Linked DNA regions of Homo sapiens: region 2 is linked to region 1. Evidence: read pairs that join two places in POLR2A ChIA-PET (ENCODE). Cell type or tissue: OCI-LY7. All regions are shown on one strand. Links, peaks and the distances in the headings refer to the core of each region. The heading gives the core; the rest is flanking DNA.

The links. Peaks named below come from ENCODE experiments on the same cell type or tissue, not always from the same donor. Only the 100,000 strongest peaks of a DNase experiment are listed, where the experiment ranks them.
Region 2: POLR2A ChIA-PET joins it to region 1 with 6 read pairs; 4 of 35 experiments call an interaction of 5 or more read pairs at or near these places.

Annotation. Positions count from the first base shown.
Region 1 is chr2:64,623,390-64,627,776 of GRCh38, reverse strand. No RefSeq gene overlaps it. Among named protein-coding and RNA genes, the nearest start is that of SERTAD2-AS1, 11 kb to the left of the region's middle. RefSeq lists enhancers at 1,428-1,567, 2,271-2,330. In OCI-LY7, for the core only: a CTCF peak has its summit at 2,181 (motif pointing right); DNase peaks (open chromatin) are centred at 1,376 and 2,206; H3K27ac peaks cover 931 bases.
Region 2 is chr2:64,785,055-64,789,441 of GRCh38, reverse strand. LOC105374776 (a long non-coding RNA gene) reads right to left here. Exons shown (of 3, transcript XR_002959393.2): 2 at 90-335. Among named protein-coding and RNA genes, the nearest start is that of LINC01800, 76 kb to the left of the region's middle. RefSeq lists an enhancer at 4,234-4,387. In OCI-LY7, for the core only: no CTCF peak of the experiment used is centred there; no DNase peak of the experiment used is centred there.

The DNA of each region.
Region 1 (4,387 bases), core at 287-4,286:
CCTGGACATGCCATCCAGGCCTCGAGGATTTTACAAAAGCTCTCGGGTGGGAGGCGAGCGCTGTTCTATGGTGCCAGCCTTCGAGGCTTCTGGATAGTGCGGCCGTGTACATGATCCTGGAGACACACATGCCCGCATTGTCCTTGGAACTGGAACTGGGAAACCCCACCACAGCAGGCTGGCTGCCCCAGCCCCACAGCCCGCCAGGCGGCCTCCCTCCCTCCCTCCCCTCTCAGGCAGGGCAGCTAAGCTGCCAGCTGCTAGCAAGGCCTATTGTTCAGCAGTGACAAGAAATGGCTGCAGAGCACAGCACCCTCCTGGAGAGAGGCTGGAGGCGGAAGGGGGAGGGTGGGGTGAGCTGGGGAAATGTCCCTGACACCGGCTTCCCTGGGGCGCTGGCCTGCGTGCCCAGGAGGAGTCAGGGACAAACACATCGCTTGTGCGGGGTCTGTCCCCTCCTTCCTTAGGGCCTCACAGACTTCTTTTTCATTTGTCTTCTCGGGACGTGATGATGGGTGGAAGTGTGTGGCCGTGTTTTCGTGGGTCAATGTAGGGAGTCAGGCCTCCTCTAGAAAAAGATTTATGGTCACTTACTTCCCAGCTGATGGCCTGCAAGTAGTGCCAGGTGGCCAAGTGCGTTTGAAAGAGGCTGCTCCTGTCAGTCCAGCCCATGCTCTGAGTGGAATGCACTCCCTGGGCCTGGAGAGGCTCCCGTGGAGCTGAGGGGCCTGACGTTTGTGGGTAGCTTCATGGCGTCTGAGCGCCTCACACACATTTGCTTTTTTTTTTTTTGAGACGAAGTCTCGCTCTGTAACCCAGGCTGGAGTGCAGTGGTGTGATCTTGGTTCACTGCAACCTCCGCCTCCCGGGTCCTGGTTCAAGCAATTCTCCTGCCTCAGCCTCCTGAGTAGCTGAGATTACAGGCATGTACCACCATGCCCAGCTAATTTTTGTATTTTTAGTAGAGACGGGGTTTTACCATGTTGGCCAGGCTGGTCTTGAACTCTTGACCTCGTGATCCGCCCAACTCAGCCTCCCAAAGTGCTAGGATTACAGGCTTGAGCCACCGTGCCTGGCCCATTTGCTTTCTTTGATTCTCATGGCAGTTCTGGAGGAGGTGGCAGGGGAGGGAGGCTCTGCAGACGTGGGGACACTGAGGAGCAGAGGGCATGGGCCACTGAGTACAGAAGTGGCACAGACAGAAGAGCAGGTCCCAGACCCAGGCCCCTCCCTTTATCACCCTCAGGTGGCGGCTTTCGGGCTTAGAAAAAACAGCCAGAAATTTACGAAAAAATCAAGGTCTATAAGTGAGCCATGGAGCCAGAAGCCACATATTCTGTTGGGGCTTTGTAACAGGGGCAGGGTGGGAACTGAAACCATTCTGAGCTTTGATTCTGTCCTTTCTGTCCCTGATACCACCTCTCCTCCCGCTGCCCCAAACACACACACACTCAGCCATAGTGGAGGGGAAGAAGTGATGCAGCTACAGGTGGCCACTGTCTTCCTCAAACATTCCACCTAAGACAGAGTTAGGCACTTCCTGTGTTTCTTCTGCTTTTTTTTTGTTTTTGTTTTTGTTTTTGAGACAGGGTCTCATTCTGTCACCTAATGGCACGATCATAGCTCACTATAGCCTCTAACTCCTGACCTCAGCCATCCTCCCACCTCAGCCTCCCAAAGTGCTAGGACTACAGGCATGAACCACAGCACCCAGCCAGCACTTGCATTAATACAGCTTTGAGACAAACCCTGGGTCCCCTTCCAACCAGACTCTGCCTCTAAGCCTTGCCAATGCAGAAATTCTAGGGCCCCCATGCTCACTGGCATACATGCTGTCTCCCCACAACCGCCCCATCCTCTCTCTCCTTCCTCTCTCCCTGTCTCCCAGTCTCTCTCCCGCTCCTGCCCTCCATCTCTGACTCTGTGTCTCTGGCTCTTACTCCCATCCTCTCCCTTGCAGTGTCTGTCTCTGTCTCTCTTCTGCATTATTACTTGAAAGCAAGCTTTGCTGTGGCAGAGCAGCTGAGTCTGACCTTGGGACCTGGATAACACGGCCAGCCCCCTGCCCTCTTGAGGTCTGGGTTTTCTGGGTCTGACGTGCTGGGCTCCAACTTCTGGGCTTTGAGGCAGGTCTGGTGGGGTTGGGTAGCTCCAGGGCTCAGGTTCATTGAGGTCTGGGGTCCTCAGAGTCACCACAAGAGGGCCCCAGGACCCTTTGGGATGGAGGGGGGTGTCCAGGGCCTCAGTACTGCCCCGAGTACCTGGCTTCCCCATTTGGGGCTGCCTAGCTTGCAGGCTATGAGGTCATTGGGGTTAGAAGTTTTCTATCTCTGTTTTCTGAGTTGCCCAAGAAGCTCTGATTGGACCGTGTGCTGCAGGCATGGAAGGAGATTCTAGGCAGAGAGGCTGCCTGGGCTGGCTGAACCAGTGGGGTGCTGGGCCCTGGGGAAGGTGGGCTCTGAGGAGGCGTCCACTGCCTGGGAGGAGGATGGAAGCCGGTGGTACCAGCAGGGGTGGACAACAGAGTCTGTTTTTTTTTTTTGTTTTTTTTTTTTTTTTAAAGAGAGGGGGTCTCACCGCATTGCCCAGTCTGATCTTGACCTGCTGAACTCAAGCATTCCTCCTGCCTCAGCCTCCTGAGTCGCTGGGATTATAGGCGCCCTCCACTGCACTTCCACTGTCCCCTCTGCCCAGCTGAAAGGCAGCAGAGTCTTCAGTCATTTGTTCTAAGTGGTCTGTAAACAGACTGTGTGGCATGGGCAGGGGCTGCTTGGGGCCCCAAGTGAAGGCTGCGAGCCTGTGCTCAGGGAGATGGGGCCGGGGAGACCACCGGTGGAAAGCTCTTTGCCTTTACAGAAAGTGTGGGCTCTGGGCAGGGCCTTCTCTGGTCTCCCTTTCACAGATCCAAAAAGGGAAACTAAGGCCCTGAAAGGTTAGGCAAATTGTGCAAGGCAGCTGGAACCTGGGAGCTGGGGTCTGAGTGTGCCTGTGGGACTCTGCTCTGCCCTGCTGGACACATTTCCCCGCTGTCCTGGGGACCCGGGCCTCACTGTGGGTTATCGTGGAGATGCCACTATGCAGAAGGCTTAGACATGATCCCTGGCTTTCTCAAGGCTGGCCCAGAGGGGAATCAGGAACCAGGAATACTCTCTGGTCCCCAAACCCTAGTAGTCTGCTACTGTGGCCTGCCAGGCCCCTCAGCTTGGCTACAGGGAAGACAAGATGGTTAAGAGAGGATCTTTGGAAGAGAAAAGGGCTCACTCACACTCACTGAGGCCTATCCCCATGGGTCAAAACAGGCCAGAGGATAGAAAGAACTTGTCTGATGGCCGGTAGCCTCAGGAAGACTGGCTGGGGAGGCTGTGGGTCAGGAGCCCTGTGGCCCATTAGCTCATTTGCCGCTGCGCCCATCACAGCAGATGCACTACCACTTACCTAACTCATAACGCCCTTGGAGCCATTCTTGCCTTTCCCCTTTCCCACCCACACACACCCCATCAGCAATCCTGGTTTATTCTGCCTTCTGAATAGATGCAGGATCCACTGGCATCTCACCATCCCCACTGCCAGTCACCTCTCACCAGGATGATCACCACAGCCTCTGCACTGGCCTCCCTGCTCCCATCGTCGTTTGGATGTCTGTTCTCAAGACAGCACCCAGAGTGATCCTTTAGAAAATGAGTTAGCCGGCCAGGCGCGCTGGATCACTCCTGTAATCCCAGCACTTTGGGAGGCTGAGGCAGGTGGATCGCTTGAGGTGAGGAGTTCGAGACCAGCCTGGCCAACATGGTGAAACCCTGTCTCTACTAAAGATACAAAAATTAGCCAGGCATGGTGGAGAGCGCCTGTAATCCCAGCTACTCGGGAGGCTGAGGCAGGAGAATAGCTTGAACCCAGGAGGCAGAGGTTGCAGTAAGCCGAGATCATGCCACTGCTCTCCATCCTGGGCCACAGAGCGAGACTCCACCTCAAGGAAAAAAAGAAAAAAAAATGAGTTAGCTGTGTGCTTCCAAATAGGAGCACCTGGGGATTTGTGAGGATGCAGAGTCTAATCAGCAGGTCTGGGAGGGGACCAAGAGCCTGTGTGTTTAACAAGCTCTGCGTGTCTGGCGGTGCTGGCCCAGCATCAGGTTATGCTCCCTCTGTGTTCCAAGCACTCCATGGGCTTTTTTGGAGTAAAATCCAAAGTTCTTCTCCTGGCCTCTGTGGCCTCAGCTGCTCGTCCAATCCCACCGCTCCCCTCTCCCCTACTCTTTGTTCCAGCCCCACCAATCTTCTTGCTGTTCCTCAAGCACACTTAGCACGTTCTTGCCTCTTGGCCTTTGCACACACTGTTCCTTCTGCCTGGCACCCTCTCCCTTCTCCCAGGCTGCCTCCCAGGCCTTTC
Region 2 (4,387 bases), core at 151-4,150, 160 kb before region 1:
GGCTAATTTTTGTATTTTTTAGTAGAGACGGGGTTTTGCCATGTTGGCCAGGCTAGTCTTGAACTCCTGACCTCAGTTGATCCGCCCACCTCGGCCTCCCAAAGTGCTGGGATTACAGGCATGAGCCACCGCGCCCAGCCAAATAATATAGAATGTTATTCCTCTCTCATGCAACACTACAAAACAGGAAGGACGTCCTCAGCTCCATGAAGTTCTCCAGGGACCCTGGAACTCCTCCCCTGCCTTACAGCTTCCATCCTTGTGTCTAAGATTGTTGCTCCGGTTGTCCTCTTCTTGGTCACAGCTGGCTACCAGCACCATATTGGAGTTCCAACCTGTAGGAAAGAGAATATGGAGGGCAAGAAACTTAATGCTATGGACTGAATGTCTTCCACCCAATGCCCATTCTTATGTTGAAATCTTAATCCCTAAGGTGATAGTATTAGGAAGCGTGGCCTTTGAGAGGTGATTAGGTCACAGGGTAGAACCGTCGTGCATGGGATTAATACCCTTATAAAAGAGGCCAGAGAGAAACCCTTTGCCCCTTCCACCATGTGAGGACAAATGAGACACAGAATCTGCTGGTGCCTTGATCTTGGACTTCCCAGCTTCTAGAACCACACACACACACAAATTCTGTTGTTAAGGCTACCATTCAACTTAGGAATCCTATTACTGAGGAAATATACTCCAAGGAAAATAAATTGTTCTACCAAAAGGGCACACGTACTTGTATGTTCATTGTAGCTACTATTCACACCGTATCTCTGTTGCAAAAGCCCTATATAGTCACTGGCTGGCTTGACACCGCAAGCAGAAACTCTGTGGTCACACTGCCTTCTCTTCTGTCTGTGTAATGCCCCTCCACTTTTATCTTATAAGGACATGTGTGATTGCATTTTTAGGGCCCATCTAAATATCCAGGATAATCTCCCCATCTTGAGATTCTTAACCACATCTACAGGCTACTATTCACAATAGCAAAGACATGAAACCAATCTAGGTACCCATCTATGGTGGACTGGATCAAAAACATGTGGTACATATACACCATGGAATACTACCCAGCCATAAAAAAAGAACAAAATCATGTCCTGTGCAGCAACATGGATGCAGCTGGAGGCCATTATCCTAAGCAAATTAACACAGGAACAGAAAACCAAATATCACATGTTCTCATTTATAAGAGGGAGCTAAACACTGGGTACATATTGAAATAAAGATGGGAATAATGGACAGTGCAAATTCCTGGAGGAGGGAGGGGCGTGGGCTAAAAAACTACCTATTGGGTTCTATGCTCACTACTTGGGTGACAGAATCTACCCCACATCTCAGCATCACGTGATATACCCATGTAACAAACCCGCACAGGTACCCCTCGAATCTAGAATAAAAGTTGAAAAAAAATTAAATTAAAAATGTGTGTTGTTTACAAGCCACCCAGTTTATGGTGCGGTGTGTTATCACAGCAGTCTCAACTCACAAAGACATGATTTTGAAACTCGGGAAGCCGAAGTTACATCACTTCTAGTCATTGGCCATGCCTAGTCACAGGGCTACTCTCAGTTATAAGGGAAGCTGGGAAATGTAGTCTCTACCTATATGGTCATGTGTCCAGCTAAAATCCAAGGATAAGGGTTGTATTAGTTTCCCATGGCTGCTATAATGAATTACTAAAAACTTGGTGACTTAAAAGAACAAAAAAATTTATCCTCTGACAGTTCTGGAGGTCTGGAGGCCAGAAGTCCAAAATCTGTGTCAGCCAAAACCCAAAGTGTTATGAGGGTTGTAGTCCTTAACAGAAGCTCCAGGGGAGAATCCCTTCCTTGTCTCTTTCAAATTCTGGGTGCTGCTGGCATTCTTTAGTTTGTGGCCACATCACTCCAGTCCTTGCCTCTGTGGTCACACTGCCTTCTCCTCTTCTGTCTGTGTAATGACCCTCCACTTTAGTCTTATAAGGACATGTGTGAATGCATTTTTAGGGCCCATCTAAATATCCAGGATAATCTCCCCATCTTGAGATTTTTAACCACATCTGCAAAAATCTTTTCTCCAAATGAGATAACATGACAGGTTCCAGGGATTTGGACGTGATATTCTGGGGGGTTGTTATTTAGCCTACTGTGGGTACTCAATTACCAAGAGGAAGAAGGAGAGAATGGCCACTGCAGTACCCAGCAATCAACATCGGGAAACTCCCGTCGTTGCAGTGAGCCTCACCCAAAGCTGAGTACCAAAGACAGTCTCCTGCTCTTCAGGTTCTCCCAGTTGGGTTCTAGATTGGTATGGAGCCTGGGGGCAGGGATATGTCCTGGCTGGCACACACGACCCTGCCATGGAATGGAGGGCCCCTATGCAGAGGAAGCAAGCAGCCAGGTAGTCGGTGCCTGGTAAACTGCATCATCCACAGTGAGAAAGCTCCATGAGTGTTACCTGAGGACACATGAGGTTCTCAGACCAATAAGTACATACTGAGGCCTTGGCAAGTTTCTGTGAGCAGGTCACAGTCCCTTGAGACAGAAAGGGTGCCTTTCACCCCCACATCTTTTACCATCCTCACCCTCATTCCCCCAAAACACCAGTCTAGATGCTTGTTAGTGGAACAAAGAAATCCCCTTTCACTCACTTCCCCAATTCCACTCCCCAGAATTAACCACTGTGAAGTTTGATCCTTCCTGATTATCCTCTTTATAAATACACACAGACAGAGGAAAATATAGAGGTGCCTGTTTGCATAAATGGAGTTATGCCATACATGTATATTTTATTTGTTCACTTAATAATATATCATAGATGTTGTTGCTTGTCAATGATAATACCAAATTTCATGCTCAGTTGTGCCAGGCAATATACCAAGCTCTGTAATTTTTTTTATTTCATGTCACCTCTCAACCATCTCATTAGGCAGGTGCTATTATAGTCACCTCTTAAAGTTGACAAAACAGTCACAGAGAGCTTAAGTGACTTGCCCAAGGTCAATCAGTTGATAAGTTGCAGAGCTAGGATTTGAACCCAGATTGGTCCTTCCAATCCAGGTAGGACTTCAATTTTTGCTAGCTCCTTTTGCTGTTGATTATGTTTCTGCCACAGACATTCCTTTTTTTTTTTTTTTTTTTTTTTTTGAGACGGAGTCTTGTTCTGTCACCCAGGCTGGAGTGCAGTGGCGCGATCTCGGCTCACTGCAAGCTCCGCCTCCCAGGTTCATGCTATTTTCCTGCCTCAGCCTCCTGAGTAGAGTAGCTGGGACTACAGGCGCCCGCCACCGCGCCCGGCTAATTTTTTTGTATTTTTAGTAGAGACAGGGTTTCACTGTGTTAGCCAGGATGGACGCAATCTCCTGACCTGGTGATCTGCCCGCCTCAGCCTCCCAAAGTGCTGGGATTACAGGCATGAGCCACCGCGCCCAGCCTCTGCCATAGACATTCTTGTAAGCCCTTGTCATACAGCCCCTCCACTGGGGACTGCATCAGCTACTGCACCAGGTAAGCTCAACGTTTGCATCACCACCTCTTAGACTTCCCCAGAAGCTGCTGTGGTCTCCCTGGCTACTGGACTGCTGACTGTCCTGTAGAACACTTGGCCCCAGCTGCCCTGGCTGGCTTGTGCTGGGAAGGATCCTTCAATTCCATTCCAGAGGTTGTACCTGCCCTAGTCCCAACTCCTTTCCTAATCTTCTCTCAGCCTCCACACTTGTGCTCCGAAGCCCTAAAGGGTTTGACCAAACATCTGTAGCCCCTGCTCAGATAACTTGACCGTGCCTGGCATTTCTGCTTGAAAAGCTAGTCATGAACGGTGGCTTTAGACCCTCCCCTGGGGCTCTGAGTGGGCACTGCTCCCCTCTGCTGCTGTAGCAAATAGAAGGTTTTTGTGATGGTCAGGGGCATGTGTCAACCTTTTGTCTTGGGTCTCCCCTTTGGCCTAGAGCAGGTAGCAAGGGCCTAGTGAGAACTCTGCTCCTTTTCTGGGGCTGTAACCATGGAAACAGATGCCATCAAGGGGATGCAACCTCCTTTCTGCCTGCCCTCACTCCGCAGGTGCTCACCTTCTAGGTGGTGCTCTCCCTCCTATTTGCCCCCTTGCCTCCATCCCTCCCTCCCATCAAAAACTTCTCTTGTGCACATGCAGGTCAAGTGGCTATAATGTGAGACCCTGAGCCCATAGTCTCGAGTCGCCCTCAGGAAGAACAAGGACTTGGATATGAGGGTGGATGACCCCCTCATCAATGTCAGACATAGATGCTGGCAGTTGCTCCTGTGGTAGACAGGAGTTCTCTTCAGATAATTTGGAGCTGGGGGTCTGACCCTGGACCTTCAGAGGCTAAAGGCTGTCCTTGGGGCAGGACCAAATGAATGCTCTGAGGTGCCAGGATAAAGGCCTCAGCTGCCCA